2 separate regions of the Homo sapiens genome follow, and region 1 is linked to region 2. A link is an interaction called in ENCODE POLR2A ChIA-PET data of the cell type or tissue named here. Cell type or tissue: GM12878. All regions are shown on one strand. Each heading gives the region's core, and the rest is flanking DNA. Links, peaks and the distances in the headings are about the cores only. Region 1 has its middle 210 kb from the start of BCL2. Region 2 overlaps BCL2 (BCL2 apoptosis regulator).

Region 1 (12,232 bases), core at 3,905-8,904, 87 kb after region 2:
AAGAGGGAAGGCTTTGAGCTCACCCTGATGGGAGGTTGTTGGCATAGGGTGGGGGCGCCTACATGGAGGTGGGCTAATTAGAAGCAGGACATCCTACATGAATAATTAGAGGTGCATATTGGCTTTCTCTGGTTGGTCCTAAATTGGAATCAGGGAAGAAAATCAAGGAAGCAGTCCATTATTAATTAACTCCTGGCCATTTGGGGGCAATTGTACAGAGGTTATTGTCTGGCTTCATGGGTTGTTTCTACAGACAGTGATCTGACTTCCTGCAAGTCTGATTTATAGCAGACCTGTTTCCTGGGCCGGTAACAGTAGGTCATGAGCTGGTTTCCTGGGCTGGCTGCTGTAGACTGTGGGTCTGAATTCTATTTTTATATCTGGTCTGGCCATTGCCCATTTGTATATTCAGTCTCTCAGCTGCAAAACAAAGCCAGTGAGGATGACAGGAACCTAGAAAGGAATAAACTTGAATGATCAGCAAATTATCAAATGAAGTCACCAGACTTCTGCAACACCCTGGCAGCCACCCAGCAATTTGCTAATGACATCCTCTAAGTCCTCCTCTCCCACTCCATAGCCACACCTTGGTGACATTTTTTTGTCTCCATTGCCACATTATATGAGACAGTGCTTCAAGAGCACATGCAATCCTGCAAAAACCACCAAGATGTGCAGAACTCAGATGCAGGAATTCAGCCTCATGTCTGGAGGCCTGATGATGCAACAGGTTATCCAAAGGGGATGCTGGGGTCCCAAAAGTTTTCTGAGATAAAGAATTTGGAAGCATCTCCTTGAGTTCCAGCAATCCTAAAATGTTTTACCACGGATTCTTTGGAAGAACTGCATCCACTTCCAACCACTACAAGTTGTTTTAACTATAATGTAGTGGTTGGGCTTTAAGTCAGATGGAATCCAACCCTGGCTCGGATCGTATAATTTCTAAAAAAAAAGCATAAAATAATCTACCTTTTACCCAGCACCTAGTGTGTGGCAGACACTATGCTAAGTGCTTCAGATACATTGTCTCCTTTAATCTGTGGCAACAGCCTTATGAGATGAGTACCTTTATTTTGCATTTTATAGGTCTCACTGGGCTAAAATCAAGTTGTAGACAGAGCTGCCTCCCTTCTGGAGGCCCTAGGGGAGAATTGTATCCTTGCCTTTTCCAGCTTCTAGAGGCCCCCCAACATTCCGTAGGTGGTGACCCTTCCTCCCATCACTCCAGCCTTTGCTTTCCTCACTCTCACTCTGATCTGCCTCTCTCTTACAACAACTCTAGGGTTAGGTTGGGCCCACCCAGACAATCCAAAATTCTGCCCCCATCTCAAGATCCTTAACTAAATCACAACTGCAAAGTCAATTTTACCATGTAAGTTTACATATTCACAAGTTTCAGAACATTTGGATGTGGACATCTTTGGAGGAGTCATTATTCAGCCTACCACCACAGATAAAGAGGCTGAGGTTCAGAGTGGTTAATTTATTTTCACAAAGCCTCATAGCTAGTAGTAGTGGAGCTGAGGTTTGACTTTTCCAACTACATCAGGCTTCCCTTTCTGAGTTCACCAGTTTGGCCCTTGAAACCAAACTCAGCATGGTACTATGTATGTAAAGTCTAACCTTCACCCTACTCTTCCTCAGTGTATTAGTCTGTCTAAATTAATGCTGCTAATTTATAAAGAAAGAAGATTTAATTGACTCAGAGTTCCACATGGCTGGGGAGGCCTCAGGAAACTTACAATCATGGCAGAAGGCACCTCTTCACAGGGTGGCAGGAGAGAGAATGAGCGCCCACAGGAGTAATGCCAGATGATTATAAAACCATCAGATTTCAAGAGAACTCACTATCACGAGAAAAGCATGGGGGAAACCACTCCCATGATTCAGTTACCTCCCACTGGGTCCCTCCTGTAACATGTGGGGATTATAATTCAAGATGAGATTTGGGTGGGGGCACAGCCAGACCATATCACCCAGGCCTGTGGGTCCCCACCACCACCACCAGCTGGTGCAGGCAGCTCCCAGCCATCCATGCCATCTTGAACCAGAAGCGCCAGCCTTCAGGGAGATGGTCATCTGCAGAAGAGAAGTTCTGGTGCCCAGAAGTGCCTCTCTGCAAGGATTAGCCTCCTCCAATTACACAGCCACAGCTCAGCAATTTTCTCCAGTTTCATTTCATCTTGCCCTCACCGCCACTCTGAATCTCTCAAAATTCTTCCCTAGCTCTATTCCCAAAGTATACAGGGATAATACCTGCTGTATAATCGTTCCTGTCCCCATTTCCTCCTCAAAATAGGTCAAGAGTAAGGAAGAATACCTTGTGGGACCAAGAATTATTCCCAAGAAAGGGAAATTTACCAGCCCCTGAATGGTTAGGGTGCTGTGAACCAGCAGCCCCATCAAGGAAGCTGCATGCACATCTCCAGGCTGAGTCCCAAGTGGGAGAAAGGCCCATCCCGATAGGTGGAAGATACTCTTGGAACCACTATGAAGACCCCATCATCTGTCCTTCCTTAATCCTCCCTCTTGACTGTCAGAAAATTCAAGGAGCCCTTGCTTACTCATATGGGGTAGAATTACAAAAGAGAGCAGCATACCAGTGTTGAGTTTGCTAATTTTCTGACCTTCTGGGCTCTGAATTTGACTCACCCAGATGTGTGTCATTTGATTGGTGCTCTCTGACCCGTCTGGACCTAGTGTCTTGCCCTCTGCATCCTTACAAGTTGGTTTCCTATTCTGGCATGCTAGCCTCCTATCATAAAATTTACCCCAAACGCTCACCAGAGCTTCTACTGCTGCCCCAGTTTCGAGGGTCTGCTCAATAAACTCACATCCTTGGGGGACACAAGCATTTCATGATGTCTTCTCCAACAAGTCGAGGCCCCAAAGTCAGAGAAACACAACCCATTGTGCCAATGGTAGACACTATGCTGCTCTCTTTTATATTTTCTTATCGCATATGGTAGGGTGGGGGCTTAGAAGAACATAGCAGAGGTATTCATAATAAAGAAGAAATTAATAAAGACCACAGCAAGCCCAGATTCTTTATTTTATGTTCTCTCTGTACCATGGTTCAGTTACCTGTTAGAATAATTGCAGATCAATTTCATTGAGTTAGTAACTAAAAACAATTGCCTAGAATTCCCTTTGATCTCTCTCCATAGCGACAAATTGTATACAAAGAAGTCTAGCAAGAAAGGCGACTCTCAGAGGAACTTTTTGGGCCCCTTCTACAGGAGGACCTTTTTTGAGTCCTCAAGTGCTGAATTCCCCCATCTTTAACACTCAATGGCTCTTTGTGTTGATTTCTGCAATGGAGCAAGTCTTCAGCCCTCCCACCCTCTGTGAATTCTGGCCTGCAGTGAGACCTTGCATGAGGCACTGTGTAAATCCTGGACACAGTTGAGTGAGAGAGACATTTATTGTCTGTCTTGGCTGTAAGGGAGGCTAAGTGTTTATGAAGTATGTTAAAGACACACGTGTCGTGGTGAGCCTGTATTACTGTCCTCTCACCCTGTGTCTGACCAATGATGCCGACAGACTGTGGACGTTATAATAATGATTCCTATGACTCCAGGGCACAGCTGGCCCTTTGGTTTTCTCATATAACTGATCTCAGGTTTCCAAGAGTCTTCAGGAGCATAATCGTATTAATAGCACACTCCCAGGTAAGGAATAAATACACCAATGTTTCTTGGTCTCCAAAAACTAATCTAGACTTCTCTCTTGTGAAATTTCACTGGCCACTAAAGATAAGAAAATCATTTCGATAGTATTGAATATATCACGGTGAGCCTCTCCAAAATGTATCCAGTGTTTTCATAGTTCAAGACCATTGTTATATTACATTATCTTACTTGTAAAAATCAAATTATATCTGAAGGGGAATATTTCTTTCAAAAATCAAGACTTAAATAAAGAACATCTTCCTCTGATAAGAATTCCAAAATGGCCAGGAAACATATTATTATACGTTCCTGGATATTCTTGGAAAAGTCATTTAAACTTTATGGGTCTCCGTTTCTTATTCTAGAAAAATCAAGGCATTGGCTGGGTGATCTCTGAAGCAGCACCTTCCAATAGACCTTCCGCAATGACAGCAGTATTCTGCACCTTCACTGTCTGATACAGTAGCCACCTGCCACAGGGCGGCTATTGAGCACTTGAAATGTGACTGAAATGACTGAGAAAAAAATTAATTTAATTTAACTTAATCTAAATTTAAATAGCCACATGTGGCTAGTGGTTATGTATTGGACAGGACAGGTCCAAGGGGTTCCTCGTTGATGTAAATACAATGGAGAGGTAGAGGTGAATACCCCAGGGCTGAGCAGGAAGGCCTTGGGATCCAGGTCTATAGTTATCCTACTGCGGAGAGCTACTCCTCTGCTAAAAGGACCTCTCAGCCACTGGCAGCTGGATGCAGAAGGGAAGGCCACAGTACCCAGTAAACCACACACCCGCAAGACCACTTAGGCTCCAAAGGAGAAAGGATGAGGAACTGGGTGAATACTTATCAGGTGCAACTAACTAAGGGCATGACATCAGACGAGAAATAACAGAGCAGCCTCTTCCACCTTCTGTTCGGCCTTTTTGGATGTTCTCAGTCTAACTGCAGACACCGATGACTTGGCCACTACGGAGAAAGCGGGGACTTAGTCCTGTTAGATAAGGGAGCTGGCTCTCTGCCGCCAATCAATCAGAAAGCTTTTAAGATGGGAGTCTATGAAATATGTATTAAATACCAACAAAAAAAATGAATGCAATGAAGTTTTTAACTTAGAAGCACTCCTGGGAGCCAGGGGCCAGGTTCTCACAACATAAAACCTGTATTAAGACCTCATTCCAGATAGGACTCATATCCACCTTCCTAGGGGATCAGTGAGGTCCAACAGGGTGTTTCTCCTCTTTGGGGTGGGAGGGAGGTCTGAAATTTGGTACTCTTCTGTGCTCCCCCAGAGCTAATTCCCTTCTGAAAGAAACGAAAGCAACAGGAACACTCATTTGTGCCATTGTGTTTTGCACAATCACACGCCTTTCAATTGCCACATTAAAAATTCCTCCCAGGGCCCCATGGAGTTAGGTGATTATGTTTAATATAACCTTCTGGGTTTTGGTTTCATGCAGACTAACAAAGAATATGGAAACATGTAATTCCATACTGCCCGAAGTACTTCTACAATTTGAGCCTCAATTAATGTTTGTTTACTTATCTGCTAATCTCACTATTTTTTCTAAATTCGTTCTCAGTAAGTGAGAGTGCAGAATCTGACGTTCAGTCATTTCTGAAATATGACCAAAATGGAAACCTCCCCAGAGAGCTATTCAATGGGGGAAAGGAAAAACATAAACTCCCAAATGAGTAACTCCGAGTGTCCTTTAATTTTCCTCTAACAGAAAACCATTTTCTAAGAGAAGGTATGTGCACAAAGAGGTAACTTTTTAGAAATTTACCAGTGATTTTATCATGGTAAATTGAGCCACAATCCCAATGAGAATACTTGCTATTATTGTTAGAAATGCATAGAGCCTGTATTTATTTTCAGAGGAGTTTGGTATCATTTTTATGAGTTGCTCCTCACAAAAAGCAAAACAGAAACCACCCTGAACCTCTAAGAGGTAGATCAGATTTTATATATATATCTCTCTCTCTCTTTTTTTTTTCCAAAGGAGGAAACCACATAAAATGATTTGCCCTGAGGTCAGCCAGCCCATTGGTGTCTGGGCTGATGTTAGAAGTTCTGGTCTCTAGACTCCCAATCGGCTGAATTGTCTCTAGAGCCTGGTCCTTGTGTCCTCAGTGGAGACATGCATGTAGCTAGTAGCTACGCCGACAGACAAGTCTTTCTTCCTAAACACTCTTCACTCTTACCATCTAGAAGTCCCTGAGGGCTCAAAACTGCCCCACCAGTGAGACCTTCTAAGGTGGTTCTTTTGGTTTCTTTGCAACACCCTCTGGATGGAGTCCGAGAGAACTTCTTATTCTGAATTCTCTTCTGTAGCAAGCCAGTCGTATTGCCATTTTTACTGTGATCTGGCCATGACCCCCAGGCTGTTCTGACATCCCTGTTGATGTCTTCCCTGGGGCAGAATGTTCTTCAGACAGAGGATGGCTGAGTTGTAACTACTCATATGTGAGTGTAGGTCTTCCAGGCCTGGCCAGAGCTGCCAAGCAGGATAAGCCCATCATGGTCCTCAGCAAGGATAGAGAAGGGCCATTGGCAAGGTGAGTCCACTCCCGCCTGCAGGCCTGGCACAATGAGAGCAAGTGCGTTGTCCCAAGATCCCCTCAGCAGCACACTCTGGGGAAGAGATCCCAGTTGCTAGGGAAGGTTAAAGCAAGGTTCAGAAAACAAAACAAGCAAGAAAACTCAGTAGGTCAGTGAAACAAGAGCCTGGGCTCTGCACCCAAAGTTCCAACTTAGCGTATCATCCACATTACCCATGACGTAAGGGCGACCAGGCGCCACAATATTTCTCAGAGTGTTCTGTGGAACGCCAGCTGCAGGAGGTGCTTGGCAGAAACTGGGTTTCATGGTCAAATGAGTCTGAGAAACACTGCAGATTACATTTCCCTCTGCAGTCATATCAGCATATCAAAGGTTATGAGAAGTTCCACAGTAGGCCGGGCATGGTGGCTTACGCCTGTAATCCCAGCCCTTTGGGAGGCCAAGGCAGGCAGGCAGATTGCTTGAGGTCAGGAGTTCGAGACCAGCCTGGCCAACATAGTGAAACTCCGTCTCTACTAAAAATACACAAAAATTAGCTGAGTGTGGTGGCGCACGCCTGTAGCCCCAGCTACTCGGGAGGCTGAAGCAGGAGAATCTCTTGAACCTGAGAGGGGGGGCTGGCAGTGAGCCGAGATCACACCATTGCACTCCGGCCTGGGCAACAAGAGTGAAACTCCATCTTAAAAAAAGAAGTTCCACAATAGAGCAATGACTCTATTACTCTGTTACTCTGTTCAACCCAGAACACTCCAAATTTGACCACCCATAGGCCTTCTTTTTTATGGGACACTGACTAATGTACCATGGAACACTTGGGCAGATGTCTGTCTGCTCCATTCTCTCCTCTCCTGCCATCCTCCACCTTGAGCCAGGGCCATGTTGCCCACTCCTGGGTGGTCTCCCTGCCCTCTGGCATCTTCCAGGAAACCCAGACCAACTCATTTGTTCTAAACACCCGTTTCTCCACATCCCTCCCATAAGCAAAGAACTACCATGACTCTCTACGTCCTCCTGAGATAAGGCTAGGATTTTCTGCTCCGTCTTGTGTCTCCCATATTGACCCTTCACCCTCTCTGGGCAGCCATATTTTTTCCACTCAACACCACACTCCCGTCTTCCCCCAGGCCGGTCCTGAGAGGTAGGACTGAGAGCAGGGGCTTTGGAGGCCAACATGAATTTGAGTCCCATTGCTTTTCCTTCTGGACCGCATGACTCAAGCCTCTCTGAACCTTGGTTTTATCATCTGCAAAATGAACATAATGAGACCTGACTCAGGGCTGTGGTAAGCATGAGGCGAGCTAACACATGTCACTGCGGGGCCGGGCACATGGGAAGCTCAACAAGTGGTCATCCCTCTCATTCAGAGCCAAACATCCCCAGCAAACCCCGCTTCAGATACACTCACACTCATACCAGCTTCGAGGATTTCTTCCCCTCCTTCCCCCTACGTAGGCCTTACTCATCCTCTGGGGCCCCCTCGTTCCCACCGCCCCCATGAATCCTTCCCCGAAAATCCCGGCGCAGAGATCCCCTAGCCTGCACTTCTCCTGCAGGCATGGGTTTGGTTTTCCTCTGTTTCCACATGTTCCATAACGTTTTCCACCTGGTCCCCAATAGGACTGCAAAGTCTTGAGTGCAGGAGTCTCATCCCCTCACTCTGCGTGGTCCCATAGACCTGTGCTCTATACAGATGAGACGAGGCCTGCTTGTATATTCACATTAGGATGAACCTGGAGTCTTTTCCTCTTGGCTCCTTCAAAACCTTTTTCGTTCTCAATTTGCTATAACCTTTGAAACCTCGCCGTGTGGCATATTATAGAGAAGAGAGAAAAACTCAAAGGTGTGCTCTTTTTTTAAAAAAAATCCCAAATACCAGAAGGAAAATCCACACGTTGATTTCGGGGTTCATCATCAACACGCACTTGGTGAGCACTTTCTCTGGGACTTTGGGAAAAACCTGTTCTGGAAGGGCCCTTAGCTGTAGGAGCCAGGTACAGGGGACTGAAATAAGTACCCAGCCTGCTCCCCGACAGCTGCGGAGAGGAGAGAGCAGCAGGAGAGGCGCATGGAGAGAAAACGGCCAGGGGAAAGTTTCCAGAAACCCCACCCCAGGGGACACTGGGGTTTCCGGAAAGCAAGGAGTGACCCCCGCATTCCACCTACTTCCCCCCTACTAAAGGCTTCCGCAACTCCAGGGAGTCCTCCCCTTTTGAAGCTGAGCCTCGGCATCCTCGCCTACCTCCCTCCACCCTGCAGCAGAGAGGGCTGCCCCCAGCTGAGGATGGGGCACAGCAGCCAGAGGCTTCCCCGGTCTTCATGTCGGAAATCCTGTCTTTTCCAGCACATGCACACGCCACATACACCCCCGCCACACACACACACACACACACACACACACACACACATACATCCCCACACACAACTCCACACACCACACACACACCCACCCCATACCACATCACACCACACACACATCACACCACAGCACAACACACCATACACACACATACCACACCACACCCACCACACACAAAATCACACCACACCACACACCATACACACACAACACACTATACACACACACTCCACACCACACACACAACATACCATACCCCACACACCATACACACATCACATGCACACACCACACACACACAGACCAAATCACAAAGCACCACACACAACACCACACACATGTGACACCACACCACGCGTATCACACACACCACGCCACCACACACACAGACCACACCACAAAACACCACACCACACCCATACACACCCCCACACACACACAACACACAGAGCAAACCACAACAAACCACAAACACCACAATGTGCCACAACACAACACACCACATATCACACTACACCACACCACACCCATATTATACACCACACCACACCCATATTATACACCACACCACACTATACACACACATGCACACACCACACACACACCAAACCACACATCACACCACATGCACAACACACATCACACCACACACACACCACACCACACATCACACCACAAACCACACTACACACCTGCACACACACCACACATCACACCACACCACACATCACACACACACCACACATCACAGCATACACACACACCACACACATATCATACCACACACATCACATGTCTCCCACCAAGTTTCCATTTCAATCTGTGACATCATCCTCCTTTCAACCTCTTGTCCTAGTGTGGACAACTTCACATTGGAATGCCGAATAAAGAAGGGTGTGAATTCCTATCGGTCCATCAGCGCCTCTTCATTATGGCTGAGCTAATTTGCAAGGAGAGGATTCCCTGCCTCCACCTCCACATCCCAGGAGGAGCTTCTTACTCAGCAGGTGTTCATCTACTCGCTCACAGCAAGTGACAAGAGGCTGTGGATTCCCAGGCAGGCCCAGTTGGGAAAGCTCCCACCAGTGACCTGGGACCGTCAGAGCCATGATGGGGGATGGAGAAGCAGACCAGGAAAAATATTTCTTTTCTTTTTCTTTTTCTTTTTTTTTCTTTTTTGGAGACAGAGTCTTGCTCTGTCGCCCAGTCTGGAGTGCAGTGGCACCATCTCAGCTCATTGCAACCTCCGCATCCTGGGTTCAAGCAATTCTCGTGCCTCAACCTCCTGAGTAGCTGGGATTACAGGCGTTCGTCACCACTCCTGGCTAATTTTTGTATTTTTAATAGAGACGGGGTTTCATCGAACTCCTGACCTCAAGTGATCCGCCGGCCTCAGCCTCCCAAAGTGCTGGGATTACAGGCGTGAGCCACCGTGCCTGGCCTGTGTTTTCTTATTCTTCCTTTTTGAGACGGAGTCTCGCTCTGTCACCCAGGCTGGAGTGCAGAGGTGCGATCTCGGCTCACTCCAAGCTCCGCCTCCCGGGTTCAGGCCGTTCTCCCGCCTCAACCTCCTGAGTAGCTGGGACTACAGGCGCCCGCCACCACGCCCGGCTGATTTTTTTGTATTTTTAGTAGAGACGGGGTTTCACCATGTTAGCCAGGATGGTCTCTATCTCCTTCTTAACCAGCTCCAGGGTGAAGAGTACGTTTCCAGGAATCTCATTTCATTACCAGTGAACTCTGTTGTGATCAACATTCACTCTCTTAACTTTTTGTTCACTTTAATTCTTAGAATCAGGCGTGGTAGGCAAACAGCTGACACTCATTTTCTCTGTCAAAAAGGCAGTTTCGAATTATTGGTGAGCAACTGGTGGTCGCATAGGAGAGGGGAGAAGGGGAGAGTCCGGGGAGTGATCGATTGGGGGACGGGGATTAGGCATGCATAGCAGAGCCAGGGAGGTCACGTTGGGGACCCGCCATCCTTGACCACATCTGTTTAAATTCAGCCAGGGTAAAACATTAGCGCACAGGAAGGCGGCTTCACGGGGAGGGAAAAGAGGGTGAGCTCCGCCTCCCTACACCCTAGGGCTGGAGGCTCAGCTCAGAACAGGAATCAGATGGTCCAGGTAGAGAGGCTATAGCCACGGCGAAGACCCAAAGCCAGGCCATTCCGGACGCTGGTTAGCTCCTGGGGGCGGGCCCAGGAGGGACTGGGAGGTGGGATGAGACCCTCCACCACTCTAGGAGAATGTGGGCTCGGAGCTAAGCTCACACACGCACGCGCTCCACAGAGGCTCTGTTTACAGCATTATGTAGTTGCACAGCCTTTATTCAGGTTGGAGCTTTAACACCTTGAATGTGCAACAGAATCGGTCAAATCCCGTTTTGTTAGGGACATGGTGTTTTGCGGAGCCTCCTTCGTGGTGTCTGAGAGAGCAGTGGCAGATAGCCAGGGGCTCAGGCCCCAGGACCCCACTTGCCCTGCTGGGAGTGAGCCCAGTCATGAAGTCCTTGGCCTCCCAGAGCCTGTGTCTGCACTCAACAGCTGAGCCTGGAGGAGCAGAGAGCCAGAAGCGTCAGGTCCTCCGAACTGGATATTCCCCTCCACTCAGTGCCCCCAAGCTCAGAGCTTGGAGAGAGCCACACATCGGCTGCCTGTGCTGCTGGTCCCCTGGTTCAGGAGGGTCGGGTCCGCTGTGCCCAGGAGCTGCAGCCTCAGGTGCAGCACCCCATGGCTCTGGAGATGGCACCTGTGCAAACCGTGGGTGGCCCTCCCTCTTTTCTCTCCTGCCTTCTTTTTCTTGGCCATTTGAGGGTCACTTTTCTCTCCTATTCTTTTTCTCTGGTCTTGAACCTGAGGCCTATCAATCCACTTACAGGCTTGGCTTAAGCTACCTTGGAATTTTAAAAGAAAATTGTTGCCACCTGCCCTGGATGGTCCTGATGTTGCCTTGAGATCTACAGTGTCTCAAGTGTGGGTAAGACGAAAGTGCCAGAGGCTCGTATGCCACCTGAGGCCTCATGCTGAATTCGCTTACAGTCAGTTACAAATGCTTTTTAGATCTTCAATGCTTCTGTGAAGCCTCATATTTGCTGTTCAGACAGACACTATAATGGAGATGGAATAAATGGACAGCAACTACACAGGACGGTGTGGGCAGATGGTGTTGGAGCGAGGGGTGCAGGTGGAGCCCACAGGAGAGGAAGGCTGATTGATCTTCTATGGGGAGAGCTTCATAGCACGGGGGTGGGGGCACCTGACTGGCAAGCTGTTTGGTGTGAGTTTGGGGATGCAGCTGTCAGGGAGAACATCCCTTCTTGAATGAGCAGAAGACTTCATGAATCCGCTGAACATGCTGCAGCACTAAATTCACTGTTTGCCACATGGCCAAGCTCATCTGCTCATCACAGTGGAGCTGGTGGCCTTGGCGTTATGGGCTCCCAACCCTGGCCAATGACATACGACAGCCCTGGGCACATCTTGAACCATGAAAGGAAGGCACAGGCCAGATGCCAGATACGAGGCTGATGCTTAAATGAGTGAAAGAAAAAATCACCCATCATCCTCCCCCCACCCCACCCCCAAAAAGCCAAAACCTAATTCAGACCAACCTGAAAACTAAAAATAAGAGATGGAGAGGAG
Region 2 (12,232 bases), core at 4,681-9,680:
TCCTGAATAAATTTGAACACCTGACAAAAGAGTGTCTAGAATCTTCCTTTCCTTTACAAAGTGTAAGGGGTCAGATGTATTGCCCCTTTTGGGATATAAATCAGTTATTGTTCTGCCAGCCACTGGGAACATTTTAGAAGCCCATTTATTACTATCTGCAATGGTACCTCATATTTGGTTTCCTGTGTCATAAAGAAAAACCTGCAAATACCTAAAAGTAAGGATTCCAGTGAAATGTGGGTTCTGCTTCACTCTGTTTGGTGTGGGAGGCTGTGTAAGTCTAACTCTAAGAATACCGGTAGTGGTATCTATCTTCATTCTAAGAACTGAGGGAGGCGAGGTTTGTGCAGAATTAAATCACCCTGTCATATCTGTGAGGGCTTCCTGCAGAACGAAGGCAAGTAAACCCAAACAAACAAAACAGGAACATGTTGGAAACAGTCAGAGGTATACGTCTGGAACTAAGGTTACGAGCTGAGCCTTGAAAAGTTCATGAGAGACTGGCTTGCTTGAAAATATCCTTCGTGTGTGTGTGTGTGCGTGTGTGTGTGTGCATGTGTGCGCGTTGTTTTGTTTGTTACGGTTTTGGTCCGTGCTACCGTATTTACCCCATGTGTGGTGGTTGGAAATGTCAGGGTTTCTTGATTGAAAAAGGAAATAAGAGATTATGCCACTCACAGCACAGAAGTGGGATGAGCCTCACTATGGTGTATACGTGTGCGTCTGTGTGTTTATGTCTGTGTCATCTCCATGTGTTTCTGTGCCAGTGTCTGTGTGTCTGTGCATATGTAGTGTGTCTGCGTGTCTGTACCTGTGTGTATGTCTGTGTACATGTGTCTGCGTGTATGTGTGTGTCTCTGTGTATGTGTCTGTGCATGTGTTGTATGTGTGTCTATGTTGTGTCTGTATCTGTGTGTGTGTTGTGTGGTATCTGTGTGTGTGGGTCTGTGCATGTGTCTGTGTGTTGTGTGTGTCTCTGTGTCTGTGTATGCATGTGTCTCTGTGTGTGTTGTCTATGTGCATTTGTCTGCGTGTGTCTCTGTGTATGTGCCTATGTTGTGTAGTGTTTGTATGTTTATGGCTGTGTGTGTTGTGTGTGTCTATGCATGTCTGTGTGTGTTGTGTGTGTCTCTGTGTCTGTGTGCCTGTGTGTCTTGTGTGTGCATGTTGTGTAGTATATGTGTGTGTCTCTGTGTCTGTGCATGTGTCTGTGTGTGTTGTGTGTGTGCATTTGTCTGTGTGTTTCTGTGTGCATGTGTTGTGTAGTGTGTGTGTTGTGTGTGTCTGTGTGTTGTGCGTGTCTGTGTATGTGTCTATGTGATGTGTGTGGTGTGTGTGTCTGCGTCTCTGTGTCTGTGCCTGTACATGGGTCTGTGTGTGTGTTGTGTGTGTGCATTTGTGTGTCTCTATGTGTGCATGTGTTGTGTAGTGTGTGTGTCTTTTGTATGTCTGTGTCTGTATGTCAGTGTGTGTCTGTGTGTGTCTGTGTATGTCTGTGGGTGTCTCTGTGTCTGTGTGTCAGTGTGTGTCTGTGTGTGTCTCTGTGTCAGTGTGTGTCTCTGTGTCTGTGTGTGTCTGTATATGTCTGTGTGTGTGTCTCTGTGTCTGTGTGTCACTGTGTGTCTTTGTGTGTGTCTCTGTGTCTATGTGTGTCTGTGTATGTCTGTGTGTCTGTGTGTCTCTGTGTCAGTGTGTGTCTGTGTCTCTGTGTCTGTGTGTCTCTGTGTCAGTGTGTGTCTGTGTGTGTCCCTGTGTCTGTGTGTGTCTGTGTGTGTGTGTCTCTGTGTGTCAGTGTGTGTGTCTGTGTCTGTTGTGTCTTTGTGTCTGTGTGTGTCTGTGTATGTCTGTGTGTGTGTCTCTGTGTCTGTGTGTCAGTGTGTGTCTGTGTGTGTGTCTCTGTGTCTATGTGTCTGTGTGTCAATGTGTGTCTGTGTCTATGTGTGTCTGTGTGTCAATGTGTGTCTGTGTCTATGTGTGTCTGTGTGTCAATGTGTGTCTGTGTGTGTCTCTGTCAGTGTGTGTCTGTGTGTGTCTCTGTGTCTGTGTGTCAGTGTGTGTCTGTGTGTGTCTCTGTGTCTATGTGTGTCTGTGTGTCAATGGGTGTCTGTGTGTGTCTATGTCAGTGTGTGTCTGTGTGTGTCTCTGTGTCTGTGTGTGTGTCTCTGTGTCTGTGTCAGTGTGTGTCTGTGTGTGTCTCTGTGTCTATGTGTGTCTCTGTGTCAGTGTGTGTCTGTGTGTGTGTCTCTATGTCAGTGTGTGTCTGTGTGTGTTTGTGTGTGTCTGTGTGTGTCTCTGTGTGTGTGTGTGTGTGTATGTCTGTGTGTGTGTGTCTCTACATCTTTGCGTATACAGGGGCATAGCATAGTCATGCAAAACCGTCTTCCTTCAACTCATAGTTCTCTCCTTCCTCAACCAGAAGCCACTCTGCTTTGTTGTGAAAACAAATAAACTACTTTCTTACAAAAGAAAGACCAAATAACCTGAAAAGCTCAAATAAAATCCACCTTATGATACAATATTAAGAAACAGAAATTTTCAATGGAGAAAATCCCACACCAGACTGAGGAAGACAGATCAGTTTAACTGGAGTCTCTGTTTGTTTTATATTTCTTTTCTACTCTCCACTCCCATTTGCCAACAAAACTATGCTCTCTCACAGGGGACAGGTTCACCCCTCAATGTCTGACTAACATGCTTTTCATTTGAATTCAAAATATTTGGTGACGATTGGCAAAGAATGAGGATGGGAAATTGAATATTACATCATCTTATGAAAGCTTCCTCCTCCCTCACTTCCTTCTTCCTTTCTTCCTCCTTTCTCTCCCTTTTTCCCTCCCTCCTTTCCTCTCTCCCTTCCCTTTTCTGTTCCTGCTGTGACCGTTCCCCTGATTGAGCAGACGTGGACATGGGGGAGTCAACTGTAGGAGTGACTGGCGCCTCACAGACACCGTCCTCTGAGGTAGCTGTCACCAGAGGATTGTCACTGAAAATGCAAGAAGAGTTTGGCATTTGATTGCATTCTGCACAATTCAAGCAGGACAAATTGCTGCAGAAGATGACACCAGAAATAGCCACCATGTAGTGGGTTCTCACCACATGACAGACACGGTGCTGCTATAAGCTTGTGACTTGCACTGTCTGAGCCCTGAACACCTGTAGCAGGTACGAGCATTTGCTCCATTTTCAGACCAGGAGACAGCAGCTCAAAGAAAGTGAACGATTTGTCAGTGGTCACACAGCTAGGAAGTGGCAGGGGGCGCTTAGCCGGGTTGGACTCTGAAGGTCATGCAGCATCTTTACACAGACCCAAACCCTTCAAATCGATTTCCACCCATGTGTGTTTGGCAGCCACATGTCAACAAGCCATAACTTTCTTACCTATTTCGGGAAAACATTATTTTCTCTCACCTGTATTTATCGTCATCCTATTTCTGTTGCAAGAAATCAAAACGTGAAGAAGATAGATTTGAAGAAGACCTTTTTTTGGCTACTTCTGATGATGAGATGCAGTTAGGAAGATGGAGTTCAGATGCTAAAATATTGGAATTTCTGATTGATGCATATTCATGGTTAGAGGGAAAGTAAGTTGCACTGTGGAGTTAAGAAATCTGAGAAATACAGGAAATCCAAGCTGAGAAAAACTCATAACTATGATGTTTCCATGTGCAGGAAACTTCAGGTCCTTCTGCGCCCAACCTTCCTGGAAAGCTTTTATTTAAAAAAGTTTTTAAAATTTTTATTTAGTTATTTTTAATTGACAAACAAAAATTGTATATAAAGGCTTTTGTATTTTATCCCGTATGATAAAGGGCCGCACGGTTCTTTCTTGATGCCTGAGTTAAGTGAGCATATTAACAGCATGCAGCGTTCAGCTCTCATTAATTTTCAATAGGCTCATTTACCTTTGACCCTTTTATTTCAAAGCCAAAAAAAAGACCATACATAGAGAGAAACGATTGCATTATAGCTCCTCCTTCAATATGAGTCGCTCAATCTCTAATGGTTTCTTTCCATCGAGAAGAAGGTTTTAGTAACCAAGTGACTAAGTTACCTAGCTAAACTCCCCCCTCCTTCTTTATCAATACTTAATTAGTATTGATGCTTTTCTTGGCTAAATCTCATTTCAGAGCCTGCACAACTGAACTTTTTCCATAAATGAACCTTTTAAAATGTGTATTTGAAATATCTTTCAGCCTAAGAAAATAGTTTTTAACAAGTTATGCATTGATTTCCTCTTACTCTGAAATATTTCTCAAGTGATTTTTCCTGAAAGATTCTTTGTGGTTCATTGAACACAAAAAACAAACCGTGTACCAGGTCTGGTAGAGGTTACAGGGATACAGATAACTTGGCATTTGTTCCCAAGGAGCTTAGGTCTCCAAGAGGAAATAAGACACTTCGACAAATAGCCACAAGGTAAAATAGAGAATTGTCCAGTGCTGTAATTTAACTGCTGATTCCGCTGTACCTAAAAGCTGGTTAAATTATAGTTTTATTGAATGCTAACAAACTCTTATTCCCCTCCTGCATGGAATTTTAAAAACCTTTTATTTTCTCTGGGCTATAATTATGGTGACCACATTTTCCATGGCAAAAATTAAGACACGTCGTCTGACAAAGGATTCTTGTGCCACTTCTAGGTGTGAGACCACCCATACTTAGATTTTTTTTAAAGCAGGCTTTTTTAGGCAGGCCCTATAAAAATAGAGGTTTGTTAAATAGGTGTGTTTTTAGACTTTTCATTAAAAGCCTACAATACAAACAGTATTTTATTTTGTATCTGAATCAACATGTTATATCCTAAAGCACTATTTTACAGCCTAAGGGTGTGTGTTAGTCTATTCATAAAAACATACTGCTGCATAGAGCAATAATACCTGCCATTATCTAGGTGTAATAAAAAGGTCCCAAGTGGTCCTCTCCAGGTCTTTAATTTTCCTTTTGAAGATAAAGCTCCTTCTTTCACTTTCATGGTTCAAGATTTTTGGACCTTGCAAGTGATTGCTATTGAAGTGTGCCAGATGTGAGCAGTTGTGAGCATAGTACTTTAAAAGAAGGTGAAGGAGTGACTTTTTCTTCCTTATTGTCTCCCCTACTACCATCTGTAGTTTCTACACATGTAACTTTTCCAAAACAGCAAGGCATGGGAAGGGATACCAGCCAGGGCCGCCACAGTCCAGGCATGGGACTTCTGAAGTGAGGAGATAGAGATGAAAGCGGCCTGTATTGATAAATGACAGATGATGAAACCAAGGCCTGCTGGACCAAGATTCAATGACTTACCCAAAGCTACACAGCTTGTTGGTGGCAGAGTTAGCTCCCAATCCCCAGCTTTGTGAGCAAGGGAGGTTTCCATCCCCACTATGATGTTTTCTTGGTGTTCTGGGGTCACTCTGGTCGATTTCCATCCACTGTGATGTTGGGTATGCCCCCTCCATGTGACTACATAATTCTAGAATCATAATTCTAAAATGATATATCACTGCACTATCATGGGAAAATAAGCTGGAAGAGCTGGAGAGGCGATGCCTGCCACCACTGGCTCTTCTATAGAGGTGACCTTGCAGGTTACCAGGACTTCCCCAGGCCGACTCTCAGATCCTGAAGCTGAGTCCAAGGCAAGCCTTATACGCCATGGTTCCTGCTCTCCTGGGTATCACTGACCTACTGCTGATCCAGGAACCCTTGGGATCAGACTTTTCCCATTAATGCTTTGTTTATGGTTAAAATATCACAGAGTTTAGTGGGACCACTGCTGTCTTTATTAGATGGTTTTTATACTTAATTATTTTGTAACATGGCTGCACTTGTAAGTTATCTGCTGATTTTTTTGTAGTTCATAAGCATAATGATTGGGTATTCATAGTCATATGTGAGATGTGCCAACCTCAATCTCTATGCTACAGTATAGAGTATACTATAATAATCACTATATTATTACAGCCTGGCCAACATGGTGAAATCCCGTCTCTACTAAAAATACAAAAATTAGCTGGGCGTGGTAGCGCACGCCTGTAATCCCAGCTACTAGGGAGACTGAGGCAGGAGAATTGCTTGAATCCTGTGGGGCAGAGGTTGCAGTGAGCCGAGATCATGCCACTGCACTCCAGCCTGGACAATAGAGTGAGACTCCATCTCAAAAAAAAAAAAAGAAAAAAGTTTAAAAATGTATCTCTTCCATTAAAAACATATCCAATAATTCTGCTAAGATATTTGACTGACCTTCACATTCAGCCTCATTCCAGTGTAACTTCCCATTCATTCATTTCATTCAATGGCTATTTATTGAGCACCTACTATCTGGCAGACACTTTTCTGCTTCAGCATCAAACAAATAGACAAAAATTCCAGCCTGTTTGTGGTTTATATGGGATTGGATGGTGCTAATAACTGTATCGAAAAATAAAAACTATTAGCTTGCCAAAAATTTGGATTACTGTGGGAGCAGAGAGCTAAAGGAAAAGGGAACTCATATGTATTGAATATCAGTGACTATGTCATATGCTGTGTTGTGTGGTTTATCTCATTTAATCATCACAGCAGCCCTGTGAAAGATGAATATGATTATTTTTATTTTTTACAGATGAAGAACCAAGATTTAGGAATATAATATATCTTGCTTAAGGTCATACTAGTGAGGAAATAAATCTACATCAGTCTTTTCAATACCATGCTAGATGTGATGATATCATTTTAGAACCATATGTTTGATATATGGACCACCATACTGAAACCTCAGGGCACATTTTTGTCCACTAATAATATATATCAAGGAATGTCATTTCACAGATGCATGGATACGGAAAATGTGTGTGTGTGTGTATATATATGTATGTGTATATATATGTGTGTGTGTATTTGTATGTGTGTGTGTGTATACACACACACACACACACACACACACACATACATACTACTCCGCCTTAAGAATATTTTCATATGCAACTACATGGATGATTCTTGAGGACATCATGCTCAGTGAAATAAACCAGTCACAGAAGGACAAATACTGCATGATTCCACTTATATGAGCATCTACAGTAGCCAAATTCACAGAAGCCGAGAACACAGTGGTGGTTGTCAGGGCCTAGGGGAAGAGAGAAATGGGGAGTTGCCCTTCAACAGGAATAAAGAATAAGCAAATCTCATGTTAAGAGTTCTTAACACACACACTCACACACAGACACACACAAATGTCACTTTAATGGACATGTTTAAAACATCATTTGAAATGTAGTTGTTAAGTTCATGTTCTCCTTATCATTTTTGTAGATTGATCCTCATTTCTGAATAGCAGTAATCACTACAGTACACTCTCCTTTCATAACAGGCATCTTCCATGGAATACCTTGCCCCAGATTAGCAATTTGATGACCACAGTAACATGTGCTTCTCAGATAACACATGACCTTTCATTTGGCTGAGAACTCAGCGGTTGACTTTGCTAAAAATAGGTCTTTAATGGTTGAGTGTGACATTTCATCACGGGGTGTTATTTGGGAGTTTTTCTCTTCATACATGAAACAAGTATGGCTGTAGAATTGATTACCCTTGTTTCCTTGATGAAACGCATTCAGAATTTCAAAGATATTGAAAATATTTTTGGCCAAAATTAGTTACACAGAAGTATGGAATCTGTCAGTGCTTGGGGACAAAACCCTTCTGTGTATTGAAAATGCAGAAGTAGACAGGGAAGCATTTCTGGGGAGGAGTGAGAAGCTGTATTAAGTCTGGATGCTGGGGCAGGGGTGAAGGAGGAGGTCTTGATGATGTAGGTCTTGACCAGGTTGGAGCTGATGCAATGGCAAGTGCTGTGGCCGTGGTATCCCCTGGTGATGTCATTCCAAGGAGCCAGCTGCCATCAGTGCTTTCAAGAGTCTGGCTCTTTGGGTGAGGGGCACCAAGGGATAGACGTGCACCTCAGGACACCTGCCATCTTGTTGGCCATCTCTCTAGTTTGGGGTCTTTGTGGAAAAGATGTATGGGCCATGCTTTTTAGCTTGTCTTATCACCCCAAATACTTCCCGTCATCCTAGAATAATATCCAGGCTCTCGATCTGATTTCCAAAATCTTACACTGCCTTCGCACTGATTCTCAAGCCTCAGCTCTCACCAACTGCACACTCCCCCATTGCTTGTGGGCCACTCGAACTGACTTCCTGATCCTCCAAACACATCAGGTTGCTCCCTCCTTGGGATCTTCCACTACTTGTGACTTCTGCCTACATTGTACTGCCCCTAACTTTCCCAGGGCTGGCTCCTTCTTGCCTTTCAAATCTCAGCTTAAATGTCACTTCCTTTGAGAGGCTCCCCTGGAACACCCAATCATTCCCTCTCCTATCACCCTACTTTAATTCTCTGAATATTTCTATACAGTCAATGCTGTGCTTGTTTATTCTTTGAGATCCATGAAAGCAGGGACCATGCCTGTCATAGTCCCGACAGTGCTCCCAAGCCCTAGGTGAGCACCCTGCACATAGTAGTTCAATGAGTAGTTTGTCAAATGAAGGAAGGAGGCACTCAGGCTGTAGATGATTTAAATGTAACAAACGTATTTGTAGGTTATTTTTTAATAATGCAAAAGAAATGAAGACTAGGCCAATTTTCTTTTTTAATTTCATATTTCAGCCTCAACGCTTAGTTATTTCTGATTGGTCAGAGATTAATTAATCACATGCAACAGTCTGTCCTGAGGGGGTTCAAATGCACTGCTTTTTCCAGTGATTTGCAAATGCACCGGCCTAAAACCTACTCTCTGGCACAGATTTCAGAATCTCCACTTAACACATCAGAAACCTTTAGGGCTTATCCTGAACTCCAAGGCTGGCTTAACTTCTTCAGTAAGCAGCTGCTTATGCATGGATGCCTACAATGAGTGATTTCACCAGAAACCCACCTCAGCTACTTAAAGTGTGATGTATTTCATACACACAAAGTGTTTTTTCATATGAGTAGGTTAGTGACACTACTGAATACAAATTAACTGTTTTTGAATATACTGGAATCTCACAAAGTTTTTTCTGCCTCAGAAGTGGAATTCAGTTGAAGATGGGTCTGTCCTTAGAAGACCAAGTTATTATAGTTGCTAAAATAAAAATAAATAAAATAAAGACTTCAAAAAACAACAGATGCTGGCAAGGCTGTGGAGAAATAGGAATGCTTTTACACTGTTGGTGGGAATGTAAATTAGTTGAACCATTGTGGAAGATAGTATAGCGATTCCTCAAGGATCTAGAACCAGAAATACCATTTGAGCCATCAATCCCATTACTGGGTATATACCCAAAGGAATATAAATCATTCTGTTATAAAGATACATGCACATGTATGTTTATTGCAGTACTATTCACAATCGCAAAGACATGGAGCCAACCCAAATGCCCCTCAATGATAGACTGGATAAAGAAAATGTGGTACATGTACATCATGGAATACTATGCAGCCATAAAAAGGAATAAGATCATGTCCTTTGCAGGGACATAGATGAAGCTGGAAGCCATCATCCTCAGCAAACTAACACAGGAACAGAAAACCAAACACTGCATGTTCTCACTTATAAATGGGAGCTGAACAATGAGAACACATGGACACAGGGAGGGGAACAACACACTGGAGCCTGTTGAGGGTGGGCGAGGAGAGGGAGAGCATCAGGACAAATAGCTAATGCATGTGGGGCTTAATACCTAGGTGATGGTTGATAGGTGCAGCAAACCACCATGGCACACGTTTACCTATGTCACAAGCCTGTACATGGTGCACATGTATCCCAGAACTTAAAGTAAAATTTTAAAAAATAAATAAAGTAAAATAAGACTTTCACTTACTGGGGCAGGCCCATGGTTTCTAGGGTTGAGAACAATCTCCAGGGGCTTGACCCTCAGGAAGGGAGAATCCCTTCTTCCCTTGCAGGGAGCATGGGCTGGGTGGCAGTTGTGTCCCTGCCATCTGAAAGTGAAAAGTGGACTTTAAATGTTGACTTATATCTCACAATACTATTGGTGTCCAGCTTCTGATACTTCATGGGACATTCCTTTGTACTTGGGATCTAACCTTATTAATTTAGAGAGAAGATGTAGATTAAGTTTCAAAAACCTGACCTTAGAAAAGATGTTTTAAATAAAGAATGGGCTATCATTTGTATTCGCAAATCACAGAGAATGTCCCGTGGCATGGAATCATTTTGTCAAGCTCTGCATTCCAATCCAATTTTTTATTTGCTCTCATCTCAGGGTGGTAATTGTTAATTTGGAGATTATTATTTAGGGTGGATTCAACAGTCTTACATGGGATTCTTTTTAGGGAGAATGATGGGAAATTACCCTTTTTCACATTTTTTTATCCTGGGAGAGGGGGCCTCTATTCTTTCGCTCAGTGTGACAGTGAGAGTGAAGTGAAGAGAAGATTTATGATGCCAAGATCAGGGCTGAGTAATATGGTAAATCCCAGTTTATCTTAAGTGCAGTAAACCCCCAGGCAGCTAGAAGAGTGACGTATTCTGGTTAGTTCAACATTCTATTTAATCTGGGAATACCCAATAGACCACTTTTCCACAACAGATTTTTATAGAATTCAAATACAACAAAATATACTTGACACCACAACTATACTGAACACATATTTATCTCTTCTAATGACTTAAAAGACACTTAAATATCTCACCAAGCCTCAGAGTCACACGGAGAACATCAGTTATCTCAGAAACGGCTGTTAATAGGGATTTCTGGCTGATAGTGGGATGGCCTGTTTTTGCTGATTGAAAGCAGCACTTCATTGGATGCGGTGGGTGGGGGGTGGGACACCAGTTCTCGTTTTCCCAGGTATAATTCGGCAATCTGGGGGGCTTCCTCAAAAATACGTAGAACCTAAAATAGATAATGTATGAAAAGCCCCCTAGTGCTGAGCCTAACGCAGAAAAACATTCAGTACATACAAGATGACTTGACTCAGTTTATCTGTGATTGGTTTGGTTTACTTTTGCTTTTTTCTTTTAGGGGTGGGGGAGCTCTTCCTACATAGTTAAGGGACCTTCAACTAGAGGAACTTGATATACCTAACCTAGGACAAGCAGGAACTTTTTGACCTCCAGCGTTGTTTATGGTTTCAGACTAAGCAACAACAGAAGATAACTACAAGGAACTATCATGAATTATGGCTAAATGCTGAATGGTGACCCTTTAAATCAGTTATTAGTATGACTGGATTGTACCTTCTGCCCTGGGACAAGCCTAGACAGAGAGAGTTGGGAGAAGCAAGTGTAAAAAAGCCTAGGTTGTTTTTCTTTTTCTTTTTTTTTTTTTTTTATATGCTGTTAATGGGAGGGTAAATTCTTGTAAAGTTTTTGGAGAGCGCTTTGACCTTAATTTTGAAAATGCTAAGTTTACATAGCCTTTGTCTTGGTAATTTCACTTCTACAAGTTTTTTCTACCTATGTGTAAGGATGTCTATTACAGCATTATGTATTTTAATTTTGCAGCAAAAAAAAAAAAAAAACTTGGGGAAAAAAAGAAATGTCTGTGTAGGGTACTGGCTAAATTGGTAAACTGATATGAAATAAAATGCTGCTATTAAGAAAGGTGATGGATACATATGAACTCACATTTTAAAATGTCTGAGATTTATTGTAGAGGGAAAAAGTGGAAGTCTGTATGGATAATATTATTTTATTGATGAGAAAAAAATTAGATACATATACAAATGCATGTATATTCATAGCATTTTCTGGAAGGATATATAATATACTGTTCAGCTAATATATAATTTAAGGATTATGAGTATTATAAATTGAAATTAATATTATTACAAATTAATACAAATTAAGATTTGTTGATGTATACATAGTATTATGGTAAAATGAGTATAATTAAATTATTCAAAAGTTTGCTTTCTTACATTTGTTAAATATTTTCCAGTTTATGTTCTAATTTGCTTATTCCAATCTTTATTTCTATCACCTATATAATTAAACTCCAATTCAGTTTAGGGTCATTCATAATTTCCAAACTGATTATTTTACTGTTTCTTCAGTAGTGTTGAAGATAATGATGATGGCACTAGTCATCCCTTATTGAACCCCTATGATGTGCTAAACACTTGTACTTATATTTTCTCTAAACCTCCAAAATTGTAAAAGTTGATGAGGAAGCAGAGGCCCTGCCATCTTAAGGAACTTGCTAAAGCCATGCAGCCAGCAAGTAAGTTTCAGAGCTAGCACTGAAACTCAGGTCTAACGCCA

What was found. Peaks named below come from ENCODE experiments on the same cell type or tissue, not always from the same donor. Only the 100,000 strongest peaks of a DNase experiment are listed, where the experiment ranks them.
Region 1: POLR2A ChIA-PET joins it to region 2 with 5 read pairs; 2 of 35 experiments call an interaction of 5 or more read pairs at or near these places.

Annotation. Positions count from the first base shown.
Region 1 is chr18:63,100,389-63,112,620 of GRCh38, reverse strand. No RefSeq gene overlaps it. Among named protein-coding and RNA genes, the nearest start is that of BCL2, 210 kb to the left of the region's middle. RefSeq lists enhancers at 5,482-5,531, 5,572-5,621, 5,642-5,711, 5,922-6,051. In GM12878, for the core only: no CTCF peak of the experiment used is centred there; DNase peaks (open chromatin) are centred at 5,306, 5,786, 6,114 and 6,520; H3K4me3 peaks cover 2,534 bases; H3K27ac peaks cover 3,175 bases.
Region 2 is chr18:63,188,258-63,200,489 of GRCh38, reverse strand. The region is part of intron 2 of BCL2 (BCL2 apoptosis regulator); the gene reads left to right. It also overlaps the pseudogene LOC124904379. Among named protein-coding and RNA genes, the nearest start is that of BCL2, 130 kb to the left of the region's middle. RefSeq lists an enhancer at 2,873-2,932. In GM12878, for the core only: no CTCF peak of the experiment used is centred there; a DNase peak (open chromatin) is centred at 7,359; H3K27ac peaks cover 2,745 bases.